Linked DNA regions of Homo sapiens: region 2 is linked to region 1. Evidence: read pairs that join two places in POLR2A ChIA-PET (ENCODE). Cell type or tissue: MCF 10A. All regions are shown on one strand. Each heading gives the region's core, and the rest is flanking DNA. Links, peaks and the distances in the headings are about the cores only. Region 1 overlaps CELF1 (CUGBP Elav-like family member 1). Region 2 overlaps CELF1 (CUGBP Elav-like family member 1).

Region 1 (15,196 bases), core at 3,019-11,018:
CCAACCTGTTCATCTACCACCTGCCCCAGGAGTTTGGTGATCAGGACCTGCTGCAGATGTTTATGCCCTTTGGGAATGTCGTGTCTGCCAAGGTTTTCATAGACAAGCAGACAAACCTGAGCAAGTGTTTTGGTATGTTGGCTTCTCTCTGGTGTCAGGATGGGATTAGTATTTTACCACTGAGAAAGAAGGAGCTCACTGCAGAAAGATCTGAATATGAGTTTGTGGTGTTGTTTTAACTTGGCCATGGGCAGGTCATTATGACCTCTTTTTGAGCCCCAGTTTCTCATTGCTGTAGTGGAGGTAAGGATTTCTACCCACACTGTTGCTCCAGAGAGAAAAATAATATATGGAAAATGGTTTGCAAAAAAACCTTTAAACAGTCCAGGTTTGTGCCTGTAAGTCCCAGTACTTGGGGAGGCCAAGGCAGGAGGATCGCTTGAGCCTAGGAGTTCGAGACCAGCCTGAGCAACAGAGTGAGACCTCATGGCTACAAAAAATTAGTCAGACGTGGTGGCGTGTACCTGTGTTCCCAGCTACTTGAGGCTGAGGTGAGAGGATCACCTGAGCCCAGGAGGCCAAGGTTGCAGTGAACCATGGTCACACCACTGTACTCCACCCTGGGTGACAGAGCAAGACCCTGTCTCAAGAAAAAGAAAAAAACCTTTAAATTACCATGTAGCTGTTAAGTGGTACTATTAAGAACCTAATTTATTTCGTATGACATAATGTCCAGATTTCTTGTCCCTGCTGAATAAAATTGGGATTTGAGATGAAGCACATAAGGTATCTTGCATAAGGAGGACTGAGAATCTCCTTGCCTCATTATGTCCCTCACCTAGGTTTCTGCTTGGACACACAGGTTTTGTAAGTTACGACAATCCTGTTTCGGCCCAAGCTGCCATCCAGTCCATGAACGGCTTTCAGATTGGCATGAAGCGGCTTAAAGTGCAGCTCAAACGTTCGAAGAATGACAGCAAGCCCTACTGAGCGTGCTCCCCTCTGAGACTGGAGTGAGAGGGTCTTCTGGTAAGTGGGGGAGGAGCACCCTTAATGATTCGAAGCCCTGAGGCTGTGTGTTGACAGCCCTGGACCCTGATCCCTGCCACTCTCGCAGGCACAGCTTGCCCTGAAGACTCGGCTACTGCCTTCTGTGGGAGTTTCGCTTCGTACAGAGGACAAGTTTGTGCTTTGGTTTCCAGTGTTTTACTTTGGAGTTTAGGTGCCATATCCTGAGGTTTTTTTTGTTTTTGTTTTTGTTTCTCCTTTATTTAAAGTTTGCTGTGTTTGTAACCAGTGTGTGTTGAGAAGGACCAACACCAAACCACCCTGGGGAAGGGGGACAGGGAAACATTTAACACAGACGATGATCAGGATTTGCCCCAAACCACCCCAAGAGAGAGGACTGAGTGGAACAAAAAAGTGACCCCCAGAACCTCTCTTAGTGTGAGGGTGGGTAGAATGAGAACTGACACCTGGGAGCTGTGGGGAGCAGAGCGGCTTTGGGGAAGAGTGGAGTGACTAGACACCTAATGCCCTGGCAGCTGGAGACTCAAACTCCTGTACAGCTACCTTCTGGGAAATAGTTTTTGACACCTATTTTTCAGATTCTTGTCCGGAATTTCTGCTGCTCTTTTCAAAAAAGGGCATTAACAATTCTCTGGAAATAAAGCACCTGTTAGCCTGACATATGCAAAAAGCAGGGCGGCATCACCCATTACGAGCTCCCCCAGCCAGCAGTCAGTATTGGATTGGCCTTGCCTGGCTGGTGGCAGTTTGGGAGAAACAGCCAAAGAGGTTAGTTTATTTCAACACCAAATTAGACCATGGCCCATTTCCAACGGGTCTCTTTAAAGGCCTCTATGGAATACATTGCCTGGTTTCCTTCTTTGCAGTTCACCACAGCAAGGAATGTCACCTCCATCCCAAGCCACCATTTTCTCATGAAGGCAAATCCAAGAAGGGCTTGCAGTTCTTGCTGAAGGGGGTACCATTTGTGGGCAGAGTGATCAATACCATCTAGTTGGGGGAGGAGGAGCTTATTTCTTGGTGTACTTGAATCAGAAGGTCCCTGCAAGCCAGTATGCTTCATTTGCCAGTGGCCAGAAATTCTCCCTTGCCTCCTTGATTGAGGTGTCCCAGATGTAGTATTCCCACAGGGGTCTGGCAGGCCCCTCCTGTAACCACTCCAGTCACATTTTCTGCTCTTGAGGCAGAGGTGACATCAGGACGTTTACAGCCTCCACATGAATTGAGTGTTCATTTACCTCAGTATTACCGTGTTCATTTTTGTCCTCGTGCTACAGTTAGCTCCCTGCCGCCTCTTGCAGGTCTTACTTCAGCTCTTGCCTGTGACCCACACAGCTTCTGGGCTCTGCCTCTGCTCTAAGAAGTGCTGTGGGGGTAGAGAACCAGGAAGGACATGCTGTTGGGAATGTACACCTGGGCAGAGGTGGCCCTGTTAAGATGTGACTGTAGCCACAGCCAGGGATGGGATCCCTGGGTCTCTGGAATCTGAAACCTCAACAAATACCAGTCTTGACCCCTAGCAGCAGAGATAAGAATAAAGGGGTTGGTTTGCTATTAAGTCAGATGGGGGCTCTCTCCTTGTCATGCTGTCCCTGTGGGTAACAGACAGGGATTGACCATCTTACTGTTGTACAGGTAGCTGGTGGTGTTGGATTATCCCATTGAAGCTGGGACAGCTGTTCCTTTCTCATAGTGATAACTTGGGTCTGTTGTCCTCTAAGGAACGTGAAACATACACTTCTTAAGCTGAACCACGTAAACTTGAAATTCTGCGCACTGGGAGAAATGTGTCCTGTGTTTCAAAGGATAAAACTGTTCTAAAGGCTTCCAGGGTCATGATGGGATTTTTTAAATAAATGCAAAAAATAAAAATAAAAAAGAAAAAAGAAAACAAAAAAAAAAAAGAAAAAAATGCTAGGTTGGGGAGGCGCTGTTCTGAATCCCAACCGGCTGGAACCAAGAATGTCGTTTCTATTTTTATAGAAGTTTTATACAGCTCCGGGGTGGAGAATATTTATTACCTAAATTATATCTCTGGAAAAGGCCAGGATTTTGTAGAATCCAGAATGTGATTGTTATACACACAGGGTGCTGTGTATGATTGAAACTACTGACTTTCTGTGGCCCGTTTGCAGCCCAGCTAACCTGCCCAAGGGGAAGGTGTTAATGCTGTGAATTGGCAGAGGAGAGAGCTGTGCTCCATAGGGTGCTGCCGGTGCTGTGCTCCCTAGCCTTCTGTTCTGTCTTCCTCCTTAGCCAGAACGCCACTCCCTTCCCACATCCCCTTCTTCTCTCCGCCTTCCCCCATCTCACCATTATTTGTCCATGGATTTGTCCTGGGCTCTGGGACCTTATGAAACCCCTTTCCTAATGACATAAGAGGCCAAGGTGCAATCCACCCACCTTTGATACCAGACCCTGAGGGCTTCATACCTGCTGATGGGTTTTCTTTTCTAAAAGGAATGCTCGCCCCAGCAGGGTCCTGGGCTGCTTGAGCAGCCAGCTGGTGAGACCATGCACTTCTCTGTTCTCTCCTCCCCCTGCCCAGTGAGTTAGCACAGCAGTAGCACTGCCCTTGAGCACAGTTCTTTCCCCAGGCCAAAGATGGTTTTGTGAAGAAGCTGCTCCCCTACAAGTCTCACGTGTGAAAGGGCTCAGCTCAGAGTGGAGACTCGCTGTCAAGTCTTAAGCAATCCTTTTCTGTTGTGTGAAGGTTTCACTTACAATGTGTTTTCTGCTGTAGTTTTGTTTCTTACTTGGGTTACATCATGAAATTGATTTGCCTTGAATGCAGCCAGACCACTGTCTCCTGGGTTCCCCTTGAGTGGCCAGGGCCTGGATGGAAGCTAAGAGCTTGGATTTCTGGGAACAAAGGGCCATCCCCATAAGATTGAGCAGAAATTCTGGTCCTCTTCCCTGAAAAATTTTCCCCACCCCAGCCAGCATCTTCTGCTTCCCCTTGGGTTGTGACCAGGGAGTGGGGAGAGAGGCTGAGGCTCTGCTCCCCTGGAGACCTTCTCTTAGGAGTTGGGTGCTTCATGGAAAATCCAAGCCTTAGGTTCCCTTCTGTCTCTGGCAATTAGATGTGTTCTTGGTGTCCTCCATGTCCTTTTTGACTTTTCCCTGTGTCCATTGTTAGCATGTGCAAAAGTTCCCTGTCATTACCCAACCCCTGCCCGCCCACCTCATTTCAGGGCTGTACACACAGTGAGTGTTCCTGTTCTCTCTCTCTTTGTTTGGATGTATTGCTCTGTGTAACTCAGTGGGTCTCCCTCTTTCTGGTTTGTTTTTTTTTCTAGATTCCTGCCGTTTGTTCATCGTTGTGCCTAAAGCATGTCGATGTGGCGTCAAGTACATCGTCCAAATCCCTGTCTCTTCAGCTTCTCTGATGCTTGAACTCTCACCTTTGACCTTGTGTTGACCTTTGATGCTGATGTGTATTTTTATTATGTTTGTTTCTTTCTTCGTTTTTTTTTCTTTTTTTCTTTCCTTTTTTTTTCCTTTTGTGCTGCCAAATTGGTTTTGCTAGAACGACTGCTGAAGGGGAAATATTTAAACTTGCATTTGAATATAAAAAAAATCTATTTTTCTAGAACTTCATAAGATAACCACTTGATTTTGTGATTCCAATTCTTTGTAATTGTCTTCAGAGCAGCCCTACTAGCACATACCGCGTGGTGTTTGTATTTCTGTGAACACACAGCCAGTCCGTTTCTAGGCTTTGTTTCTCTGTGTGCTTAGTTTTAAAGACAACTTTGAAGTAAACAATGAAATAAAAGATGTCACTAAAACCTCTGAGGCTCCTGAGCACATTTTGCTGATACAGTCTGTGGGGCTTGAGGAGACCGCATGTATTGTTCTTTCTTTTGTTTTTCTTCTGAGTTCTCAACTGCGGAGAGCACCTGAACCCCCTTTCCTTTTTGACCGCAGGCTGCACTTTGGGCCCCAGCCAGCCCTTTTTCTTTTTCTTTTTCTTTTGTGGTTCTTCCCTGGAGCGACTCTGGGGAGTCCTGGATATCCCGCCTGCCCCTTCCCCTCAGCCCCATGCTTGTTCCAACAGTCTCCACAGCAAAATGTGATGCTTTGATTTTTTTGTTGTTGTTTTTGTTTTTGTATTGTTTTTGTGTTTTTGTTTTGAATTTTTTCCTTTCCTACTAAGATTATGCCCAGAAAAAAGTTTTGCATGTTTCCTGCTGTTTCTTCACACCTTCGTATATATCACCTTCACCTCTCTGTTTTCTATAGTTTGTGCAAAAACTGATCGATTTAAAAGGGTTTCAAAGAAGCTGTTTTAAATTGTTGTAGGGTTGATTATTTTTTTCAAGATTGTATTGTTTAATTTTGAAGTGGCAACTTTCTCCTCTATTGCCCTTAGAGCGTTTGCCTGTGCACTTAGACTGTCACTTCGTGTGGCCTCCAGGTCTTACCGGGGCTTCCGGGAGGCTGGCTGCTTTGCTCAGAGAGGGTGGGAAGGGGGCCTGGAGAGACACGAGAAGCAGAGGTAGAGCCTAGAAGGTGGCAGCAGGTGGGTAAGAGGCTTATTTAGCACATTAGGGGCAGTGAGCACCTGGAGGAAGGAGGGCGCTCCCAATCACCCGTAGGAGGCCATCTGCACACCAAGCGGCAATTCACCTGCTGGCGCTTTTCCTAGGTGACAAGCACAATACTACAGTCTTCACACTGTTTACAGCCCTGGGCACCAGCCACCCGGCACTGGCTCTTCATCACAGCTCTGCTCTTGCTTAGCTAGTGGGGTGGGGGAAAGGGCAGGGATTTGTTTTTTTAATTGGGTGGAGAGCCAAACAGCTACTGTCCCTGGGTGCCAAGCAAGCCAGTTTTTTGGTTCCCTGAGGGAAACTGACCCTCCTCTCTTGTGGCACCATCCAGCCTCAGGGTCTTGGAGACTTGAGTAAGAATGTGAGTGGAGGGGGAGAGGTGAGGAGAGGAGCACAGGGTGGATCTGTGGAGGGAAGAGGTTACAGGGGGAGGAGCTGATGATAGATCCCACCCAGACTTAAGCTGCTGGTGGGTGGGTGAGCTGGGAAGTAGGACTGTCCAGGGAAGGGTGGAGAGATGTAGCTAGGGGCTGGGGAGGGGGAGGTGGAAGCGCTATTGAGCATCCTCCACACCAAGGTTGATGAAGGAAGGGATCCCAGCAGGGTTTCTGCTCTGGGGCTGGCAGGTTGCCTGGTATTATGCCCAAGGCCGCTCTGCCTGGGGGAAAGGGCAGCCAGGCAGAGGCCCAGTGTCTGGTAGGCTGCTGAATTTCCTGGAAGGGGTGATTGGATGGAAAGAGGCCAGAAACCCCAGCCTGAGAGACTGCTGTGCACCCCACAGTCTGACTGCACAGAGCCGCCTCTGTTGGCAGGAGGCACTGAGGCTCCCCTTCCTGTGTATTGAGAAGCAGTGTTTGCCAATATATTTTGCTTTCAATTCCAAGAGGAGCTCTGGGAAAACCTGTGGATAAAACCAAATGCCAAATGTTGGACGTTGTTTCCTTTTCCTTTTCTCTCTCTGATTGTTTTAATTGTTCTGTGGTGGTTTTAATGGATTTGAGACCCTGGAGCGGCAGCTGCCTTTCTGATTTCCAGCTGCTTTTTGTGAATAATTTAAAAAGAAAAAAAAAAAGAAACTTTACATTTTGGAGACAAACCTGTGTGAGTTTTTTATTGGTACAAACGTTGTATTTAACACTAGGGGTTTTGTACAGTTTTTTGCCTTTTCTACTAGAAAACAATGTAAAGTGATTTCACAATGTGAAGAGAAAAAAAAATTGCCACTATGACCAAACGCACAGTCTGTTCTGCAGCAACAACGGGATTCAATCAACTCAGTCGTGATTCAGCCGTAGAAATGCTTTTCCTTTATCTTGTTTGAGCTTTTCCTTTCTTTCCTGTTTTGATTTGCAAAAGAAAATGTCTTTTTTGTGTGAACTTGTGTTGTACTCTGTAGAAAATTATGGATTTTACTTTAATGGTTTAAAAAAAGGCAAGGAGAGCCCTCGTCGCTTTTCTTACCTAATCACAGAGTTTGTGTAGTGAATTTAAAAAGAAAAAAAAATTGTTATAAGTTTGGAGCAAGGGAGTATGTGTTTCAAAGGAATCTCCTTCCTTTTTTTGTGTGTTTTTCCTTTTGTCCCAATGGGGAACCTAAATCTGTTTTAATTGCACAGACACATGGACAAAAAGTCATTTTGTATCTGCCAAGTGTGGTACCTTCCTTTGTTTATTTGCTATTAAACTGTTTGAGAAGAACTGATGTCTTCAGAGTTACTGATTGTTGGGGAGGGTGATGTGTCCTTGGAGCAGGTGGGGTTGCCATGTTCCTGAAGAGGGGGTGTGGGTGCCCTATAAGGCTTCATTTTTATGTACCTGAAGATGTGCAGCTGAACCCCCCAAAAGCTCCGGAAGGAAAACATAATTTCTCCCCAGAAAACTGCCTTCCCCATCTTTTTGTATTCTCCAGGATTTCTACTTATGCGGAAACACCTTAAAACTTTTTTGCCCACCCTAATTTTTGAGCATCTCCTGTTCTCCTTGGCTGCCACAAAACAGAGCTGGTCCAGACCTGCCAGTGCACATCTCTTCCCTAGTGCGCAGAGTCCCTGCTCCCTAGGACTCTGCTGGCCAGCACCAAATCCCAGAGCCCCGGCAGTCTTCCTCCCTCCAGACCTTTAAAGCTCTGGCCCAAAGTTCTTAAGCTTCTACTTCCCTCACTCTGACCTCAGTACAAGGCCCCTGAATGGCATGCTTCTAAGGCTCTGTGGACTACTCAATAGTGCTGGATGGACCAGGCCTCAGCCTTCTCCTACATGTCCCTCTATGTGGAGTGGGTCTTGGGTAGCATTTCTCAGTGAGGGTTGCATTGAGTACTAGACCATGATATGTTCTATGAAATAAGGATTCTTAACACAAATAAGTTTGTGAATGTTGTCCCTGCAATAAAGAATGTTCTCTCTGAAATTAGGCAGTAAAGAAGCCTCAGACTTGATTTAGCCAAGCGTCTCCCAGACTGGGGATCCCTTTTGCTGTCCACTTGTTCTCAAAAACAAGTGGCAGCTTGGGGGTTTTAGATTTTGTCTACCAAGTTCTGCATTTGGGTGTTCCTTTGTTCACGTCCCCATTTTTATTCATTAAAAATGTTTAAAAATCAGAACTTATATGCAAATAATTATCCTAGCTAATGTTGATTGTTTACCACCATCAGGCGCTGCAGGATACACATGATACCCACTACATGTTCCAGGCTTCATAGCATCCCTAGGAGGTAGCTAGTTTTCCCATCCTCGTTTTACAGATGAGCAAACAGGTTAAAAGAAATTGGGTTGCCTGCTAGAAAGTGGTGTGCACTGGGAATCAAACCACATTGCCCAACTCCTGAGCCCTTTCTCCTAACCACTACTGAATAGAAAGAATTCAAAAGCCAATAAATGTGCTTTAATTAACCTGTGTCTCATCACAGATTGATTGCTCTCTGTCCTCTAGGCCCCAGTGAGAGGAGCTTAGAGGACCTATGGCTTTTGTGGCTCCCCTGGGAGGTGACTCATTGCAGCTGCGCCCTCCTTAAAGCAGCCATTTTGGTGTTTGAGAGGTTCACTTGTAACTGGTTGGTCAGCGGGCTCCTGCAGGGCGCTGCTGCCTGTGGGGGACGGGCAACTTCTAAAGAGCACTCCTCTCCATACTCTCACGTCACTAGATCTGAGACCAGCTCAACCATTGTTTACCCAGTGTCGTTTGTTTTTATTGTGACAAAATCAAATTTGCCATTTTAAACACTTTTAAGTATAATTTTTAAGAATTTTGTTTTACTTTGGAGTATAGATTCAAGTTGCCCTGAATATATACTCCCTATAATTTTATAATTTACTACCATTAAACACATTCACAATGCTTGTGCAATCATCATCACCTGATTTTTTGTTTTTGAGACAGGGTCTCACTGTCAACGACGCTGGCATACAGTGGTGCAGTCATTGCTCACAACAGCCTCAGCCTCCCCAGGCTCATGTGATCCTCCCACCTCAGCCTTCGAATAGCTGGGACTTACAGGCACATGCCATCATGCCTAGCTAATTTTTGTATTTTTTGTAGAGACAGGTGTCGCCATGTTGCCCAGGCTAGTCTTGAACTTCTGGACTCAAGCAGTCTGCCTGCCTTGGCCTCCCAAAGTGCTGGGATTACAGGCATGAGCCACCATGCACAGCCCCATTACCACCTAATTTTGTAAATCAACTTGAAATGTACTTTTTTCATTCTGACCCACTGATATTTGTGAAATTACAAGTTTGATGCTGTAATCATTACATTATAAAATACACATTAGCAGGGCTCGGTGGCTCCGCCTGTAATCCCAACACTTTGGGAGGCCAAGTGGGAGGATCAATTGAGACCAGGCTGGGCAACAGAGTGAGACCCCATCTCAACAAAAAATAAAATCAGGCATGGTGGCACACACCTGGGGTCCCAGCTACTCCAGAAGCAAAGGTGGAAAGATTGCTTGAGCCCAGGAGGTCCAGGCTGCAGTGAGCTGTGATCATGCCACTGCACTCCAGCATAGGTGGCAGAGTGAGACCCTGTCTCCAAAAATACACACACACACACATATAACTACTAATATAAAGTGTCCATGGAGTGCCTTCTTAGTGAGTTCTGCATTTCACACTTGGGGAAATTGGTGTAGTGGAGGGCAAGGGTAGAGAATCAGAGGCTTCCCCCTCAGACTCTCTTCCTGGGCCTTTTATCTAAAAATAGAATATTAAGTATAACTTGAGCATCTTTTAATTGAAATAATGCTTAAAGGCTGTTGCTTCTCTTTAAAATTGACCCAAGGCCGGGCACGGTGGCTCACGCCTGTAATCCCAGCACTTTGGGAGGCCGAGGCAGGCAGATCACGAGGTCAGGAGATCAAGACCATCCTGGCTAACACGGTGAAACCCCGTTTCCATTAAAAATACAAAAAATTCTCTGGGCATGGTGGCGGGCGCCTGTAGTCCCAGCTACTCCAGAGGCTGAGGCAGGAGAATGGCGTGAGCCTGAGCTGGCAGTGAGCCGAGATCGCGCCACTGCACTCCAGCCTGGGCGACAGAGCAAGACTCCATCTCAAAATAAATAATAAATAAAATTGACCCAAAAAAGGAAATATGTCAAGTACTATTTCAGCCTTTTAAAAAAGTTTAGGCTTTTGCATATTTATTATAATAAAGCTGTATCTTTTTTTGAGACGCAGTTTATCTCTTGTTGTCCACTCTGGAGTGCAATGGTGCGATTTCAGCTCACTGCAACCTCTGCCTCTCAGGTTCAAGCGATTGTCCTGCCTCAGCCTCCCTAGTAGCTGGGACCACAGGCACGCACCACCATGCCCAGCTAATTTTTGTATTTTTAGTAGAGATGGGGTTTCACCATGTTGATCAGTCTGGTCTCGAACTCCCAACCTCAGGTGATTGACCTGCCTTGGCCTCCCAAAGTGCTGGGATTACAGGCATGAGCCACCGTGCCTGGCCAATAAAGCTGTATCTTAATTAAGTGTTTTGTTGGATTTTGTTTTGTTTTTGTTTTTGTTTTGAGACAGAGTCTTGCTCTGTCACCCAGTCTGGAATGCAGTGGCACAGTCTGCTCACTGCAGCCTCCACCTCCCAGGCTCAAGCAACTCCCTTGCCTCAGCTTCAGGCATGTGCCACCACATTCGACTAATTTTTTGTATTTTTAGTAGAGACAGGGTTTCACCATGTTAGCCAGGCTGGTCTCAAACTCCTGGCCTCAAGTTGATCACCCACCTTGGCCTCCCAAAGTGCTGGGATTACAGACATGAGCCACCTCGCCCGGCCAATGTTTTGTATTCTTTGAAAACCTCTTCATCCTTCTGTAGCTTGCTCAACACCTACTTTTTGCCACATTCCTGTTCATCTGGCTGGCAGAGGCACCTCCGCACTGACTTTCTCGGTCAGCACACAGCTTCCCTAATGCTCACATACTATGCTCACCTGAGCAGCTCGGTCCCTGATGAGGAAAAAGCCACCAGGCTGGAAATTAAACACCAGGTTGTGCCTGCACCTCAGGGAATGTCAGACTAATGTTTGATAATATTTCCCTTCAGGAGAGATCGGAGCTGGACTTGCCTTGCACCTTGTGCCTTCAAGCATTTTCCTTCCTTCTCAGGAGTCCTTTCCAACCCCCACCATCTGGTGTTTAATTGCTTTTGCATGCATTGACTTTCTCTGTACTGGTTGAAGGCTCCAGCTATAGGGAAGGCTTTTGTTTTTTAAAAATTCAAGGCAGGTCGGGCGCGGTGGCTCACTCCTGTAATCCCAACACTTAGGGAGGGCAAGGCAGGCAGATCAGTTGAGTTCAGGAGTTGAAGACCAGCAGTGCTAGCATGGTGAAACCCTGTCTCTACCAAAAATACAAAAATTAGCTGGGCATAGTGGCGGGCACCTGTAATCCCAGCCACTCGGGAGGCTGCGGCAGGAGAATCTCGAACCCGGCGGGCGGAGGTTGCAGTGAGCCAAGATCATTCCGCTGCATTTCAGTCTGGGCGACAGAGTGAGACTCCCATCTCAAAAATAAATTGAAGGCAGCCTTGGGATGGGAAATTGAACTCACACAACCAGGAAGGGCTTTCCCGCAGTCCCCGACACTTTCCAGGCCCAGGTCTTGGCCTGCTCTACCCAAGGTTTTTCCATTAGTGGGGATGGGTCTTACTAATCTGAGTCCTCTTGAGATTTGGGTTGTATTTAAACGGCTTTATTGCATGACGTGGTGGCTCATGCCTGTAATTCCAGCACCTTGAAAGACCAAGGTCGGTGGACCACTTGAGGCCAGGAGTTCAAGACCAGCCTGGCCAATATAGCGAAACCCCTTCTCTACTAAAAATAAACCAGGCATGGTGGCGCATGGCTGTAATCCCAGCTACTCAGGAGGCTGAGGCACAAGAATTGCTTGAACCCAGGAGGCGGAGGTTGCAGTGAGCAGAGATTGTGCCACTGTCCCAGCCCAGGGAACAAAGTGAGACCGAGACCCTGTCTCAAGAAAAAAATAATAAACAGGTTTATTGAGATATAATTCACACACAACACAACTCATCCACTTAAAGCATACCATTCACTGAGTTTCAGAGTTGTGCAACCATGAATGCAGCCTAATTTTAGAACATTTTCAGAACCCTGTACTCATTTAGCAGTCACTCCCCATCCTCTCCCTCACTCCCTTTCCCATTTCCTAGTAACCACAAATATACCTCTGTCTGTATCTTTACTGGTTCTGGACATTTCATTAAAATACAGTCATGGGATATGTGGCCTTTTGTGTCTGGCCTTCACTTAGTCAACATCCTGAGGTATTTTCTCCTTTCTTCCTCCTACTTGAAAGCTAGTGGCAGCACCCACTGCCTTGTGGCACCTGCTCCTGCCATCCCTCATCCTTCTGAGCTTGTCTGCTCCCAATCCAGCCTTGTTTCTGCAGCTCTCCCAGCTCCTCTTTCTGGTTGCCGATATTATCTGCCTCAGCCTGAATCTGGAAGGCTTCTAGACTCACAGTTGTCCAATACAGTTACCCACTAGGCACTGTAGCTTTTTTTGTTTAAATAACTAAATATGGGCCCAGCCAGTGGCTCACCTTACCTCTCCATGCCTGTAATCCCAGCGCTTTGGGAGGACGAGGCAGGCGGATCACTTGAGGTTGGGAGTTTGAGACCAGCCTGACCGACATGGAGAAACCCCGTCTCTACTAAAGATACAAAATTAGCCCCGCGTGGTGGTGCATGCCTGTAATCTCAGCCACTCGGGAGGCTGAGGCAGGAGAATTGCTTGAACCCGGGAAGTGAAGGTTGTGGTAAGCTGAGATCATGCCATTGCACTCCAGCCTGGGCAACAAGAGCGAAACTCCCTCTTAAAATAACAAAAATGTAGTACCTCGGTTTCACTAGCCACATTTCAAGTGACTGGTGGCTATCCTATTGGACAGTGCCGATACAAAACATTTCCATCATCACAGGCAGTGGCAGGACTGTTCTAGACAGTTTGCTGTTTTTGTTTGTTTGCTTGTTTGTTTTTGAGATGGAGTCTCACTGTTGCCCAGGCTGGAGTGCAGTGGCAGGATCTCGGCTCACTGCAGCCTCTGCCCTCTGGGTTCAAGCAGTTCTCCCGCCTCAGCCTCCCGAGTAGCTGGGACTACAGGCACCTGGCATCACACCTGACTAATTTTTCTATTTTTAGTAGAGACGGGGTTTTACCATGTTGGCCAGGCTGGTCTCGAACTCCTGACCTCAGGTGATCCGCCCACCTCAGCCTCCCAAAGTGCTGGGATTACAGGCGTGAGCTACCACGCCCGACCTATTCTGCTTTTAAGAAAACAAAGCCACCATTTATTAATCAGCCACAGCCACTGCATTCGTCCTCCCAGCAACTGGTAGCATAGGAAGATAGACTGAGGCACAGAGAAGCTGCAGTTCTTCTGTTCATGTGGCTAATAAGTAGGACAGTTGTGTTTTCATGCAGGCCAACCTGACCCCGTAGTCCTGTAGAACATATTCCTTTGAGGGGTCACTAAGGTGGACCCTGGGGTGCCCTGGTTTAAATTCCACCTCTGGGACAGAGCTTCATGAAGACAGGAGCCATACTTCATTTCTCACTGGAGGCCTCACCATTCCACACACACTGGCGGGTAAGTATTCAGTAGACATTTCTGTCACCATCCAACACAAATGACCGCCAAGTCCCTCAGAGCGACTTTACAGGAATTCTAATACAACTTCTGAGTCCGCTCACCAGGGGCCCTGCCACTTGAAGTTGGTGCCAGCACCTGTTTCAGTAGCAGGGCCCTGTGCTGTTAGAGGTTCCCCCTTGGCGGTCAGGGAAGGACCCAGGTGAGGGGAGCCTACCTGTGGCCATTCAGCCCTGAGAGTGCCACTAACCTGCCCTTCCCTAGAATGGGATGTGCCTGGAGCCCGAAACACCTGACAGCAATGACTTGTTTACAAAATCAGGTGAGGGTTTGAATTTTTTTTTTTTTTTTGAGATGGAGTGTCACTCTTGTTGCCCAGGCTGGAGTACAGCAGTATGGTATCAGCTCACTGCAACCTCCGCCTCCCAGGTTCAACCAATTCTCCTGCCTCAGCCTCCTGAGTAGCTGGGATTACAGGCGCGTGCCACCACGCCTGGCAAATTTTTGTATTTTTAGTAGAGATGGGGTTTCACCATGTTGGTCAGACTGGTCTCGAACTCCTGACCTCGTGAGCCACCACGCCTGGCCTTAATTTTTTTTTATTAAATGCAAAACATTTAGGTGGTTCTTCAAAAGGCTTAGAGTATGTTGGGGAAATCTTTGTTTTAAGGATTCCCTAATCCGGTAATACCAAGTCTACCATCAGCACCCCTGTGACCTTGGACAAATTACTTGATTCTCAGCCCCAGATTGTTCATCTGTTAAATGGAAACAAAAGCACCTGCCCCGTACAGTTGGGAAGATGAGAGATTGTCTCAAAAACTAGCCAAAGGGGCCGGGTGTGGTGGCTCATGCCTGTAATCCCAGCACATGGGGAGGCGAAGGCAGGGGGATTGCTTGAGCCCAGGAGTTCAAAACCAGCCTGGGCAACATAGCGAGACTCCATCTCTACAAAAAGAATAAATGCACAGCCGGGCGCGGTGGCTCACGCCTTTAATCCCAGCACTTTGGGGGGCCGAGGCGGGCGGATCACGAGGTCAGGAGATCAAGACCATCCTGGCTAACAAGGTGAAACCCCGTCTCTACTAAAAATACAAAAAAAAAAATTAGCCGGGAGTGGTGGCGGGTGCCTGTAGTCCCAGGTTCTCAGGAGGCTGAGGCAGGAGAATGGCGTGAACCTGGGAGGCGGAGCTTGCAGTGAACCGAGATGCCGTCACTGCACTCCAGCCTGGGCGACAGAGCAAGACTCCGTCTCAAAAAAGAATAAATGCACAAACAAATAGCCAAGCTACTGCCCCTGGCAAGCACTCATTAAAGTCGCTAGTAACAACAGTAAGTCATGGTTAAAAGTGAGCGAATGCCCCATCCCACAGCCCATTGATAACAGATGGGGTCATATGCTTCCAGGATTTTGCTTTTTTCTTTCTTTTTTTTTTTTTTTTTTTTTTGAGACGGAGTCTCGCAGTCTCGCTCTGTCACCCAGGCTGGAGTGCAGTGGCGCAAACTCGGCT
Region 2 (15,196 bases), core at 2,510-10,509, 75 kb before region 1:
TGGCTTTTTGTGTCTGGCTTATTTCACTTAGCGTGTTGTTTTCAGGGTCCCTGCATCATTTTGTAGCATGTATCAGGACCTAATTTCCTTTTTTTTTTCTTTTTTTTTTTTTTGAGATGGAGTTTCGCTCTTGTCGCCTAGACTGGAGTGCAGTGGCGCGATCTCGGCTCACTGTAACCTCCGCCTCCCGGGTTCAAGCTGCCTCAGCCTCCTGAGTAGCTGGGACTACAGGCATGAGCCACCTAGCCTGGCTAATTTTGTATTTTTAGTAGAGATGGGGTTTCACCATTTTGGCCAGGCTGGTCTCAAACTCCTGACCTCAGGTGATCTGCCCGCCTCGGCCTCCCAAAGTGCTGGGATTACGGGCATGAACCACCGTGCCCAGCCCTAATTTCCTTTTATGGCTGTGTTCCTTTACTTCTTGAGGTCAGGAATGTCTCCTTTATTTTGCTATCTTCTCCTCTCTTGGAGTTCTATAAAGGTTCAATTGATTACAATTCATGCTCTTCATATGGATTGCCAATCACAGAGAGACGTCCACTGACATATTCAAACTTCTTGAAAATACAAATATGTCAGCATGTATAAAGTGGTCTATAACGATAATCCAAATCACTGTTTATAGCATTTTAAATTTCTAATCTAGTCAGATTTTCCTATCTTTGAATATACAGCATTTTCTTTCTTTCTTTTTTTTTTTTTTTTTTTTTTTTTTTTGAGGTGGAGTTTCGCTTTTGTTGCCCAGACTAAAGTAATGGCATGATCTTGGCTCACCACAACCTCTGCCTCCCGGGTTCAAGTGATTCTCCTGCCTCAGCCTCCCAAATAGCTGGGATTACAGGCATATGCCATGACCCCCAGCTAATTTTTTGTATTTTTAGTAGAGACGGAGGTTTCTCCAGGTTGGTCAAGCTGGTCTTGAACTCCTGACCTCAGGTGATTCACCCACCTCAGCCTCCCAAAGTTCTGCAATTACAGGTGTGAGCCACTGTGCCTGGCACAGCGTTTTCAAAAAATGTGTGCTGAAAAAGTATCACATGAAGAGGATAAGAATTGACAAGTTCCTGCCTTTGCTTTATACCTATAATATATGAATGGCTTTCTTAGGTGGACCAATTTCTAGGTATCTTATGTTGTGCACAGATAAATTTGTAAATCTGTCATTAATGGCCTAGTTAGAATAATACTTTCAGGTATGAACATTTCAAAGATACTCATAGGTCTCTCAGTTTGTTCTAGTGTGAAGAAAGTTGGCCCGGCGTGGTGGCTCATACCTGTAATCCCAGCACTTTGGGAGGCCAGGGTGGGCGGATCATCTGAGAAACCCCGTCTCTGCCAAAAATACACAATTAGCCAGGTGTGGTGGCGCATGCCTGTAATCCCAGCTACTTAGGAGGCTGAGGCAGGAGAATCGCTTGAACTAGGGAGACAGAGGTTGCAGTGAGCCAAGATCAAGCCACTGCACTCCAGCCTGGGCTACAAGAGCAAAACTCCATTCCCTCCCCCGCCCCCGCCCCCGGCCCCCGCCCAAAAAAAAAAAAAAAAAGATACTGAGAGTATCTGTCAATTGCATGAAAGGCCTTTCTCCTATTTTTCTCCCTTAAAAAGATGTAGGGAGGCCGAGGCAGGCAGATCACAAGGTCAGGAGATCGAGACCATCCTGGCTAACACGGTGAAACCCCGTCTCTACTAAAAATACAAAAAATTAGCTGGGCATGGTGGCAGGCACCTGTAGTCGCAGCTACTTGGGAGGCTGAGGCAGGAGAATGGCGTGAACCCGGGAGGCGGAGCTTGCAGTGAGCTGAGATGGCACCACTGCACTCCAGCCTGGGTGAGAGTGGGAGACTCCATCTCAAAAAAAAAAAAATATATATATACACACACACACACACACACACACACACACACACACGCAGACACACACACACACACGTATACATATGAGAGAGAGGGGCTGGGCATGGTGGTGCATGCCTGTAATCCCAGCACTTTGGAAGACTGAGGCGGGCAGATTGCTTGAGCTCAGGAGCTTGAGACCAGCCTGGGCAACATAGCTAGACCTCATCTCTACAAAAAATACAAAAATTATTGTATTTTCCTACAAATTTTGTAAAACTTTTCTACTAAAAAAAGAAGAAATAGAAATAAGGTCTCTGGCAGCTAGGCAAACTTTATGCTGTAAGACTTCAGATTCACTCCTTGTTATTAACCTCTTAATGCTCCTTGTTATTAACAATATGTTCCTTATTAACCTCTTAATAACCTCTTAATAACTCTTGTTATTAACCTCTTAATAATGAGTATTGGAGACTTTATGGTTCTGAATGAAGGTCAGTATTTATTTGTTCTTTTGAGACAGAGTCCCGCTCTGTCGCCCAGGCTAGCGTACAGTGGTTCAATCTCGGCTCACTGCAACCTCTGCTGGGAGGGGTTCAAGCAATTCTCGTGCCTCAGCCTCTCAAGCAGCTGGGATTATAGGTGCCCGCCACCATGCCCGGCTAATTTTTGTATTTTTAGTAGAGATGGGGTTTCTTCATGTTGGTCAGGCTGGTCTCGAATTCCCGACCTCAGGTGATCCGCCCACCTCGGCTTCCCAAAGTGCTGGGATTACAGGCATGAACCACTCCACCCGGTCTTAATTTTTGTATTTTTATTAGAGATGGGGTTTCGCCATGTTGGCCAGGCTTGGCCAGGCTGATCTTGAACTCCTGATCTCAAGTTATCCGCCTGTCTGGGCCTCCCAAAGTGTTGTGATTACAGGCATGAGCCACCATGTCTGGCCTATTCTTTGATTCTTGATTTTTTTATTTTTATTTTTTTGAGAGTGAGTGTCACTGTTGTTACCCAGGCTGGAGTGCAGTGGCACCATCTCAGCTCACTGCAACCTCCACCTCCTGGGCTCAAGTGATTTTCCTTCCTCAGCCTTCCGAGTAGCTGGGATTATAGGCATGTGCCACCATACCTGGCTAATTTTGTATTTTTAGTAGAGATGGGGTTTCTCCATGTTGGTCAGGCTGGTCTCAAACTCCTGACCTCAGGTGAACTGCCCGCCTCAGCCTCCCAAAGTTGATTGCTATTAATATAATCCTATAGTTACCAGAACACGTATACTAGAATTACAGTACACTGAAATGGTCAAAAGGCAAATAAAATAGAAATAAGAAAATTTTGATGAAAATCTGGAGAATTAAGTCTTTCTGTAATTGAGAGTTGATTTTTTGATTGTGGAATCCTTGAAATGGTTTGAAAGAATGATGTGACTTGAATGGGCTTTATAAACACAGCCTGGTAAGGATAGCTGTGACAGCTTGGGACAGTGGATTTGGGGTACCACCAGTTAACATTTCTGGCCCTGTTTTCCTGTCTTTAAAGTGGAGATACCAACTCAGAATAGTAATGTGAGGATTAATTGAGGTAACTTATGCTAGGCACTGAACAGTGCCTGATACAGTATTGATAATGCTGTTTCTTTTTCCATGTGTAAAATGGGCATACCACTAGTCTCTTGGGTCAGTAATGCATTTCAGCCAAATGAAATAAATAACACAGGTGAACTGCCTAGGAGTGCCATACATAGATGAGCAGTAGCTACTATGTCAGTGTTCCTTTTGTTCCCTTTTATGAGTGCATTTTGTTTTGCATTTTCTTGTGTCTGTTGTGGCTTAAGGGATAAGATTTGTGTGTCTGAAATGCTGTGCTAAACAGGACGTTGTTCCTTGTGGAATACTTGGGTAATATGGTTTCCTAGATTTCATATTCACTATTTCTACTTTGAGAGTCTACTGTTAGGAGGCTTCTGTGTTCAAAGAAAACTGAAAATTATAAATGAATATTTTGGATTTGTAATAGGGGACACTTGGGTCTCTTCGTAGTTTCAAGTGACAAGTTGAGGCGGGGAGGAGGGCTCTAATATTTAGAGTTGTAATGCAGATTTAAGACTTAATCAGTTTTAGCTATTTGCTTTGTAAACTATATTGTATCAAGAGTCCTTATTTGCCGAAAACAGCTTTCTTTTTTTTTTAGAGACGGGGTGGGGACAGGGGTCCACGGGTCCGCTATGTAGCCCAAACTGGTGCAAACTCTTGAGCTCAAGCAGTCCTCCTGTCTCAGCCTCCTGAGTAGTTGGGATTGATTACAGGAGGGCAACATCATGACTGCCTTGAAGACAGTTTCCTTGATGAGACCTTTGTAAAATAACTTTGGTCTTGTCATAGAATTGGCTTAGAATCTTCTTAAAGTAGAGGTTTCTTTATAGAATTCTATAGTTATTTTTTAACCTCTGCTGTGCTGTGGAGGCCATGAGTACATATTTGTTTATTTTACACTTCATTAAGTTCCAGATTTGTAAAGTTTGGGGCTTTTTTGGGCTGTTGTTTTCCGAGACAAGGTCTCATTGTGTCACTCAGGCTGGAGTGCAGTGGCGTTATCGTGGCTCACTGTAGCCTCAACCTCCCAGGCCTCAAGTGATTCTTCCCCACCTCAGCCTCCCAAGTAGCCGGGACTATAGGTGCGCAACACCACGCTTGGCTAATTTTATTTTTTGTAGAGATGGGGTCCCACTATGTTTCCCAGGCTGGTCTTGACCCCCTGGTCTCTAGCAATCCTCCTGCCTCGGCCTCCCAAAGTGCTGGGATTACAGGCATGAGCTACCATGCTGGCCTTCTTTTCCATTAGAGACAGGATCTCTCTTTGTTGCCCAGACTTGAGTGCAGTGGTGCAATTATAGCCTGGAACTCTTGGGCTCAAGCGATCCTCCAGCCTCAGCTTTCCGAGTAGCTGGGACTACAGGTGCACACTGCTACACCTGGCTAATTTTTGTAGTATTTGTAGAGACGGGATCTCTCCTAGTCTTGAACACCTGTCCTCAAGTGATCCTCCTGCCTTGGCCTCCCAAAGTGTTGGGATTACAGGTGTGAGCTGCCGCACCCAGCCCTGTTGATATTTTCTAAAGATGAGCACAGTCCAGCCCTGTTGATATGTTGTAAAGCTGAGCACGGTGGCTCACGCCTTTAATCCCAGCACTTTGGGAGGCCAAGACACGCGGATCACGTGAGGCCAGAAGTTTGAGACCAGCCTGGCCAACATGGTGAAACACTGTCTCTACTGAAAATACAAGACTTAGCCAGATGTGGTGGTGCGTGTCTGTAATCCCAGCTCCTCAAGTGGCTGAGGCACAAGAATGGCTTGAACCCAGGAGGTGAAGGTTGCAGTGAACTGAGATCACGCCACTACACTCCAGCCTGGGCAACAGGGAGACCCTGTCTCAAAAAAAAAAAAAAAAAAAAATGGAGAAAGTATCAAGAATGATGAGGTTTTTTTAGTGATTGCATTGATACCTAATGGATCTCACTTAATCAAATTTGATGTGCCACTTTTAGATATGTTCATGGGTGCAGATACGGCTTTATTTATTTGAGACAGAGTTTCACTCTTGTTGCCCAGGGTGGAGTGCAGTGGTGCGATCTCAGCTCACTGCAGCCTTCGCCTCCCGGGTTGAAGCGATTCTTCTGCCTCAACCTCGAGTAGCTGGGATTATAGGCACCTGCCAGCATGCCTGGCTAATTTTTGTATTTTTAGTAGAGATGGGGTTTCACCATGTTGGCTAGGCTGGTCTCGAACTCCTGACCTCAGGTGATCCACCTGCCTCGGCCTCCCGAAGTGCTGAAATTACAGACGCACGCCACCGCGCCCAGCCCAGTACGGCTTTAGAAAGAACTCTCCACTAACTTTATGACCTCCAGGTCTTCTTTTTATAGCTACATTCAGCTTTGACAAAATGGAGTTGAATAATTTTACTTTCTTTCTAAGTTATAACTCCATTAAAACTGTGTTTTGGGGGGGAATGTCTTTAGTTTGGGGATTATGCAAAATGAAGTTTTTTGATTCCTGGGCTGTGTAATTTTGTACTGTTATACTTTTAATTTCGAAGGGTCAGTAGTTTCCATTTTCTTTCTTTCTTTCTTTCTTTCTTTCTTTCTTTCTTTCTTTCGTTCTTTCTTTCGTTCTTTCTTTCGTTCTTTCTTTCGTTCTTTCTTTCTTTCGTTCTTTCTTTCGTTCTTTCTTTCTTTCTTTCTTTCTTTCTTTCTTTCTTTCTTTGACAGTCTCGCCCTGTCACCAGGCTCTGGAGTACAGTGGTGAGATCTTGGCTCGCTGCAACCTCTGCCTCCTGGGTTCAAGCGATTCTCCTGCCTCAGCCTCCCAAGTTGCTGGGATTATAGGCATGCGCCACCACACCCAGCTAATTTTGTGTTTTAAGTAGAGACGGGGTTTCACCATGTTGGCCAGGCTGGTCTCAAACTCCTGACCTCAGGAGATCCACCCGCCTTGGCCTCCCAAAGTGCTGGGATTACAAGTGTGAGCCTCCACACCTGGCCAAGTAGTTTCCATTTTCATAGTAACATTGCTACTCTTTAGCAAAATAATCATTAAGTTAGAAACTGTCACCACTTTCTCCTTGTTCTTTTACCTTTTTGTTTCCTGTGAGATTGAGTAAGCTCTTGCAGACTGTGTGAATATGTATGATATTGGTGATAATGTGAGGTGACTAATAGTCTACTGTGAGTAGATTGTCTTTTTTAACCCAGTATTATTTGGACATCTGTTAAGTTTTTGTTAATTTCTGTTTTGTACAGATAATTTGCTGTACGCTTTTTCCAGTTGCTTTGTACTTCTAGCTTTTGTGTATGGGAAACATTCTACTTTTCAGCTCCAGCCGCTTTCCCTCACACTGCAGTCACATAGCTCAGCTAGTGTTTCTTTCCTGGATGAATTCTGTCTGGGTGTTGCTGCTGCTAACTTACCATGCTAGATCGGGTGGGATATTCTCAGTGAGAAACACCTGTGCCATTTACTGGCTGCTTGCCTGTTTTTTGTTTTGTTGTTGTTGTTGTTGTTGTTTGAGATGGAGTCTCTCTCTGTCGCCCAGGCTGGAGTCCAGTGGCGCGATCTCGGCTCACTGCAGCCTCCACCTCCTGGTTTCAAGCCATTCTCCCTGCCTCAGCCTCCCAAGTAGCTGTGATTACAGGTGCCCACCACCATGCCCGGGTAATTTTTGTATTTTTAGTAGAGACGGGGTTTCACCATCTTGGCCAGGGTGGTCTTGAACTCCTGACCTCGTGATCCACCCACCTCGGCCTCCCCAAAGTGCTGGGATTACAGGCGTGAGCCACCGCGCCCAGCCTGCTTGCCTGATTTTGAGTGCTCTCTGAGCAAGAGTCTCGTGGGGGCCGAGGAGTGAAAGGAAGTCAGGGTGGTGATGACAGCTTGAAAATGCATAACTGTTTGACATTTGTCAGCTAGTGGGTGATTACTGCATGATGAAGCAGCACTGCTTTGTGTTCAAAGTCATTTTATAGCAGGCTTTCAACAAGGATATTTTACTGGAAGCTGTTTATGTGGTAAAAGATTATTTATCCCTTAGGTCTGTATTTCCTAGATGGCTAGAGCAAGAGGAGCAGACATCACATTTCGTGTTTAGGAATGCTCTTCAGCCCCTCCATGCTCATGATTCAGTATTTGTCATTTAGTGCACAGCTAATCTTTTTCATGAGGCTTTTCCTGTCCATTCATTCCTGTACCTGATTTAGTATTTTATTATTTCAGCAAGATTTTAAGCTTTTTGAGGATGGAAACTGCCTTACTGCTTAGTGTATTGCATATACTTTAGGGGAGTGGTTCAGGCATATAGTCCCTACTCTAATTATACCTTGTGATTTAGCCCCTCTTGTAATATCTTATTGCACCAGAGGTGGACACCTGGCCCAAGCTGGGCAAATCACTTTGTCCTAGGAATTTGAGATTAGAACTGAGATTCAAGTCTTTAAGATACAAATAGTCACCTACATTCAGAGAACTCAGGACATAAAATCAGATGCTGGTATGCAGCCAAGTTCAGGCTCGTACAGGTGGAAGCAGTGAAGGTCATTCCGTAGGGAGGGAGAAGTAAGTAGATTTCATCTGGAAAGAAGCATAGATGAGAAATGCAGCTCTGGAGAGAGGGCAGCCATCCACATGCAGAGCAAAAATCTGGATGCCTAAAGACTTTCCAGGTGTGGGCCTGTTTGGAGTTCTTGGAGTGGTCTAGTACCCTTTCAGTTAACTCTAGTTTTTATGTAAGCTTTCTGTTATTTTCAGCCGAAATAACTTTGAGTTAGACTTAGTACAGAGCTCTGCACAGCACTTGTAAAATTTGAAATTTAGAATCATCTTGTCAGGGATCATGGCTCTTTGGAAGAGTAGCTGGGATTACAGGTGTGTGCCACCATTCATGCCTGGCTGATTTTTTGTATTTTTAGTAGAAACAGGGTTTCACCATGTTAGCCGTGACTGGTCTCGAACTCCCGACCTCAGGTGTTCTGTCCGCATCGGCCTCCCAAAGTGCCGGGATTACAGGCTTGAGCCACCACACCCAGCTGTTGGGAAGAGTGCTTTTTCCCCCATACCCTCCTTAGCCCCAGGCAAAAGGCCGCTGGAGGTCTTGACTCCTTCAGTATATATATTTGCATTTGGTGTTTAGAATGCTTTGCCAGATCAAGATTATGAGTTTATTTTTTTAACAAGTTTTTTATAATTATTTGTTTTTAATTTTTTTAGGAATATGAGCCTGTTAAAAATAATACTGCTATTTCAGATAGGAAACTTAAAGTGAGCCATCAGTTTTAGAGAATTTTTGTTTGTGAGGCATATGGATTCAGTCTTTTCTTCATTTCTAGTTAAGTGGCGTTTGTTTTAGTTTCCTGATTGTTTCCTCTTAAAAAAATGTTGATGGGCTTGAGTGGAACACAATAATGTGGGTTGAATGGCTGTTGAGACTTTAAACAAAGGGTAATGGTGAATGGCTGTGTGCCCAGTTGATGGAGTCTCTCTGGTCCCAGCTCAGTAACTTCATGAATGATCTGTGAGAGGAGCATCACAGTGGTGTTTTTCTCTTTGAGAAATGTTAATAAGGGAGAGGGGGAAGCTCTGAGAAAGACAGTTTAGCGCTTCTAACGTGATTTTGTTTTTTTCCTGTGATATTTTGGTTTGTTAGGTTGAAAGACTTTATTCCAGAGAAATGTAAACATTCCCTGTAATACTAATGAGCAGGAATTAAAAAGAGACAAGCTAGTTTTGAAATGGAGATTTTTTTTTTTTTTTTTTTTGAGACGGAGTCTTGCTCTTTTGCCCAGGCTGGAGTGCAGTGGCGCGATCTCGGCTCACTGCAAGCTCTGTCTCCCGGGTTCACGCCATTCTCCTGCCTCAGCCTCCCGAGTAGCTGGGAGTACAGGTGCCCACCACCATGCCTGGCTAATTTTTTGTATTTTTAGTAGAGACGGGGTTTCACCGTGTTGGCCAGGATGGTCTTGATCTACTGACCTCGTGATCTGCCCGCCTGGGCCTCCCAAAGTGCTGGGATTAGAGGCGTGAGCCACCACGCCCAGCCAAAATGGAGATTTATATACAACCTGGTACACAGCCAACATCAAGATTCTGTCTTCCATATATAGATAATGTAGGATAGAAAAAGCTAGAAGATATTATTTGATATCAGAGATCAAATGATGATTGCAAATATATCTAAACAATATTATGGGCCAGGCATGGTAGCTCATGCCTGCATTACCAGCACTTTAGGAGGCTGAGGCAAGAGGATTGCTTGAGGCCAGGAGTTTGAGACCAGCTTGGGCAAATACAGGGACTCTGTCTCTACAAATAAAATTATTTAGCCAGGCATGGTGGTGCACACCTGTAGTCCTAGCTATTTGGGAGGCTGAGGCAGGACTCAACTCCTTGAGCCCAGGAGGTTACAGAAAGCTATCATTGTGCCAATGTACTCCAGCCAGCCTGGGTGAAAAAGTGAAACACCTTTCTTTAAAAAAAAAAAAAGAAAAGAAAAAAAAGAAAACAAAATGATTATGCCTTTATGTGTTGTGTGTATCGTACTAAACCCAGTGCTGTGCATAGAGGAAATTTTACAGTCTATAGTGTTACATAAGTACTGGGGCCTTGCATAAAGTAGATATCTGGTAATTATTTGTTGACTACTCCATGTCTAGTCAAATGGCACTTTAATTTTATGTTTTGGAACAGTTCAGTATTAAGGATTAGTAATAGGAAAAAGACTTAACATTTTAATTCTGTGAATTTAAGTCATTGTCTTCTGAAGATGGAGTACTTTAAAAGCTCCAAGGAGTTATCTGGAAAAAAAATGTAAGCAGCTTTCCATCAAAAGACATTATGGTTAAGGTTTGTACTGTAGGCCTGGTGTGGTGGCTCACGCCTGTAATCCCAGCACATTGGGAGACTGAGTCGGGTGGATCACGAGGTCAGGAGATCGAGACCATCCTGGACAACATGGTGAAACCCCGTCTCTACTAAAAATAACAGAAATTTGTTGAATGTGGTGGTGTGTGCCTATAGTCTCAGCTACTCAGGAGGCTGAGGCAGGAGAATTGCTTGAATCCAGGAGGTGGAGGCTGCAGTGAGCCAAGATGGCGCCACTGCACTCTAGCCTGGGCGACAGAGTGAGACTCTGTCCCAAAAAAAAAAAAAAAAAAAATTTGTATGGTAAAAACCTTGTGGAGCTCTGATCTTGAAACTTCGTAATTTTTATTGCCTGAACAGTCAGAAGGCTCCTAGACAACTCTGATTTTGGCTCAGTTTTCAGTAGCTCCAAAGAATAAGAAAAGGATAATCTGATATTGCTGGCAGTCTGCACTCTTGCCTTTCTGGGCCAAGACATGCTTTTCCAAATAAAATCAAGGAAATAGTAAACCACTAGTAAAAATGAATAAAGCATCCAAGAGTTTGCCTCCTGTCATGTCCTGTTTTCTCCTTTTTGTTTCTAGGCTGTTTGATATTAAACTCATGTGCCAAAACTATACTGTGGACTTGTCCTTCCTACTTCCCCTTTCAAGCTGATGGGAAATAATTATGGAAAGACATTATGTTTATTATATATTCATTGTTTTTATTGCGTGCTATTTCTGTTTAATAGTCTCTGCATACATTTACAAGTGCAATTTTTATTTTTTATTATTATTTTTTGAAATGGAGTCTCACTCTGTCACGCAGGCTGGAGTGCAGTGGTGTGTTCTCAGCTCTGCAGCCCCCGCTTCCCAGGTTCAAGTAACTGCCTCAGCCTTCTGAGTAGCTGGGATTACAGGTGTGCACCACCACGCCCAGGTAATTTTTGTATTTTTTTTAGTAGTGACGGGTTTTCGCCATGTTGGCTAGGCTGACCTCCAACTCCACCTGACCTCAGGTAATCTGCTCACCTTGGCCTCCCAAAGTGCTGAGATTACAGGCATGAGCCACCACACCCGGCCTACAAATGCAGTTTTTTAAAAAGCTTTGCAAACCTCTTTACTGAGCTAATTTGGGTTATAGATAGCATTGGGAAACTATCTATCAGTCTGTCTATCTATCTATCTATTTATTTATGACAATCTCGCCTTGTCGCCCACGATGGAGTACAGTGGTGCAATGTTGGCTCACTGCAACCTCCGCCTCCCGGGTTCAAGTAATTCTCGTGCCTCAGTCTCCAGAAGAGCTACTACAGGCCGTTGGCACCATGCCCAGCTAATTTTTCTATTTTTAGTAGAGATGAGATTTTGCCATGTTGGCTAGGCTGGTCTCAAACTCTTGGCCTCAAGTGATTCACCTGCCTCAGCCTCCCAAAGTGCTGGGATTGCAGGCTTGAGCCACCATGCTGGCCAGAAACTATTTAAAAACAAACTCTTGGGCTGGGTGCAGTGGCTCATGCCTATAATCCCAGCACCTTGGGAGGCTGAGGCGGGCGGATCACAAGGTCAGGAGATCAAGACCATCCTGGCTAACACAGTGAAACCCTGTCTGTACTAAAAACAGAAAAAATTAGCTGGGCACGGTGGCACACGCCTGTAATCCCAGCTACTTGGGAGGCTGAGGCAGGAGGCTCGCTTGAACCCAGGAGGTGGAGATTGCAGTGAGCCGAGATTGCACCACTGCACTTCAGCCTGGGCGACAGAGCAAGACCCTATCTCAAGAAAAAAACAAAAACAAAAAAACTTGTGGGCATGCTACAGGAAAGCTTAGGTGAGTAAATATAGCAAAACAAGACATGATTTATTTTTTTTTTTTTTTTGAGATGGGGTTTCGCTCTTGTTGCCCAGGCTGGAGTGCAGTGGTGCAACCTTGGCTCACTGCAACCTCCACCTCCCCGGGTTCAAGCGATTCTCCTGCCTCAGCCTCCTGAGTAGCTGGGATTACAGGCATGCCCCACCATGCCCGGCTAATTTTCTATTTTTAGTAGAGACGGAGTTTCTCCATGTTGGTCAGGCTGGTCTCGAACTCCTGAACTCAACTGATCCGCCTGCCTCGGCCTCCCAAAGTGCTGGGATTACAGGTGTGAGCCATCTCGCCCAGCCCAAGACATAATATGTTTGTGGAGTATCTTAATAACTATTGCCTACGGTAGTTAATGGTATATCTTATCTCCATAGAACCATTTTTTTTTTCTTTTGGTTTGTGAATTTGTTGTATGAATTGGTTCTGAGTTTGGTTTTCAACACATTTAAATGGAATTTATATTTAGGTTTCAGTAGTTATTAGTGTGAGGGATACTCTTGAAATTTGTGCCAGGTACTTTTCTGGCTCAAACTATTATGGATCAGGCGTAGGGTAGCTGAAGTTCTAGATTATTACTGTGAAATCAAGTGCTGTTTTTGTTAATGTTCATTTGTCTGGTATAAGTTTGCTCTGGGGCTAAGCTAGATCTATGGAAAGACTTAACCCTTTTCCAGAAAGCTTCCAACTTAGGGAAAAAAATTTTTTTTTTTCTAATTCTGACTGTTCCACTTCTGAAAAAAACAGATCCACAGATCAGACTTGTAAATGATCTGTTTTCTTAAGATATCTTCTAACAGAATGGGTCTCCAGGGAACTGAGTGACAACACACATTTAGCTGGGAGTGGCAGTTCATCTCCCTAAACGTAATTTAACATCACATTTATCTACACACTACAGTTTTGGAGGCATACTTGGAGATTGAACTTATACTTCTCTTGGCTTATTTTATTTTATTTTATTTATTTTTGAGATGGAGTCTCGCTCTGTCGCCTAGGCTGGAGTGCAGTGGTGCGATCTCTGCATACTGCAAGCTCCACCTCCTGGGTTCACACCATTCTCCTGCCTCAGCCTCCCGAGTAGCTGGGACTACAGTTGCCCACCACCACGCCCGGCTAATTTTTTGTATGTTTTTAGTAGAGACAGGGTTTCACCATGTTAGCCAGGATGGTCTCGGTCTCCTTACCTTGTGATCTGTCTGCCTTGGCCTCCCAGAGTGCTGGGATTACAGGCATGAGCCATGGCGCCCGGCCAGCTTTATTTTTATAATTTTGTGTCTGATATATTTCTAACATAATTGTGTAGAGAAGCTGAGATTTCTTGAACTTTGGAAAACATTGAAATCTTGATAGAAAAAATACTAAATATGGCCAGGCGCCGTGGCTCATGCCTGTAATCCCAGCACTTTGGGAGGCCAAGGCGGGTGGATCACCTGAGGTCAGGAGTTCGAGACCAGCCTGGCCAATGTGGTGAAACCCCATCTCTACTAGAAATACAAAATATTAGCCGGGCATGGTGGCAGGCGCCTGTAATCTCAGCTACTTCGGAGGCTGAGGCAGGAGAGTAGTTTGAACTAAGGAGGCGGAGGTTGCAGTGAGCAGAGATTGTGTCACTGTACTTCAGCCTGGGCAACAAGAGTGAAACTCTATGTCCAAAAAAAAAAAAAAAAAAAAAAGGAAAGAAAAAATGCTAAATATAACTTATGTTGTGGTCTGGAAAGAAATAGCAGCATACATAGGTCATAGAAACTTCAGTTGAGTTTATATTGATGTAGCTGCTTTTATGAAGAGGGAGGGGAAAAACTAAGAGTTGAATATATTTAACTATTGTGCAACAGAGTGTCACTAAAATAGTTATAAATATTCCTTTTTTTTTTTTTTTTTTTTTTGGGGGAGAGTCTCGCTCTATTGCCCAGGCTGGAGTGCACTTGAGCAATCTCAGCTCACTGTAACCCCTGCCTCTTAGGTTCAAGTGATGCTTCTGCCTTAGCCTCCCAAGTAGCTGGGATTGCAAGTGCCCGCCACCATGCTCAGCTAATTTATGTATGTATGTATGTATGTATTTATTTATTTTTTGAAATGGAGTCTCGCTCTGTAGCCCAGGCTGGAGTGCGGTGGTGCGATCTCAGCTCACTGCCACTTCCGCCTTCCGGAGTTTAAGCAGTTCTCCTGCCTCAGCCTCCTGAGTAGCTGGGACTACAGGCATACACTGCCATGCCTGGCTAATTTTTTGTATTTTAGTAGAGAGGGGGTTTCACCATGTTGCCCAGGCTGGTCGTGAACTCCTGAGCTCAGGCAATCTGCCTGCCTTGGCCTCCCAAAGTGCTGGGATTATAGGCATGAGCCACTATACCCGGCCAATTTTTGTATTTTTAGTAGAAATGGGGTTTCACCATGTTGGCCAGGCTAGTCTTGAATTCCTGACCTCAAGTGATCCCCCCGCCTCAGCTTCCCAAATTGCTGGTATTACAGGCGTGAGTCACTGCGCTTGGTCTAATATTTCTTCAGAAATGTATACTGTATGGTACTATTTCTTGAAGGTAGCTTGCTGAAATAATAAGATCAGCTTTCTGAATTGCCAGATCCAGAACATCAAAAAAAAAAAATACTGTGATAGAAAAAAAAAAGCCTTCTGGATCCACCCCCAGGAATCCTAGTGGGTTCCCATGGTAACAACCTCTTTGCTTACAACTTGTCACTGTGTAACTGTCACTGGGGTTCAGAGAAAAGCCAGTATAGCAAGAACTGTGTGGCATTAACAACTCCTTAATAAAATGCTGTTGCACATTTGCAGTGAGCCAGAAATAGAAAAGAAAGTTTAAAGGTTTTAATTTCTGTGTTCCGTTAATTAGAAGCTTTAAAAAGCTGCCTAATTATGGTAAGGTGCTGCAGCAGTGGGAAGGTGGTGGGTGGCCCAGGCTGGCATAGGAGGGAGAAAAAGTAAGCTATAGGCTGAAAATGCTAGAAACTTCAGAGATTTTTTTCTTCTTTAATCCTATCATTTTGAAAATGAGGGACATGGAATGCCTTACTTAAATTCACATAGAGATAGAAGCAGGAATTTTCCCAGCACTGTTCTGTTGTTTCTACCCACACATTGGATTCACCTTTC

What was found. Peaks named below come from ENCODE experiments on the same cell type or tissue, not always from the same donor. Only the 100,000 strongest peaks of a DNase experiment are listed, where the experiment ranks them.
Region 2: POLR2A ChIA-PET joins it to region 1 with 5 read pairs; 8 of 35 experiments call an interaction of 5 or more read pairs at or near these places.

What each region holds. Positions count from the first base shown.
Region 1 is chr11:47,458,024-47,473,219 of GRCh38, reverse strand. CELF1 (CUGBP Elav-like family member 1) reads left to right here. Exons shown (of 15, transcript NM_001376376.1): 14 at 1-132; 15 at 863-7,283. The coding sequence ends at 990. Among named protein-coding and RNA genes, the nearest start is that of RAPSN, 16 kb to the right of the region's middle. In MCF 10A, for the core only: no CTCF peak of the experiment used is centred there; no DNase peak of the experiment used is centred there.
Region 2 is chr11:47,532,587-47,547,782 of GRCh38, reverse strand. The region is part of intron 1 of CELF1 (CUGBP Elav-like family member 1); the gene reads left to right. Among named protein-coding and RNA genes, the nearest start is that of CELF1, 13 kb to the left of the region's middle. RefSeq lists an enhancer at 5,117-5,616. In MCF 10A, for the core only: no CTCF peak of the experiment used is centred there; a DNase peak (open chromatin) is centred at 7,492.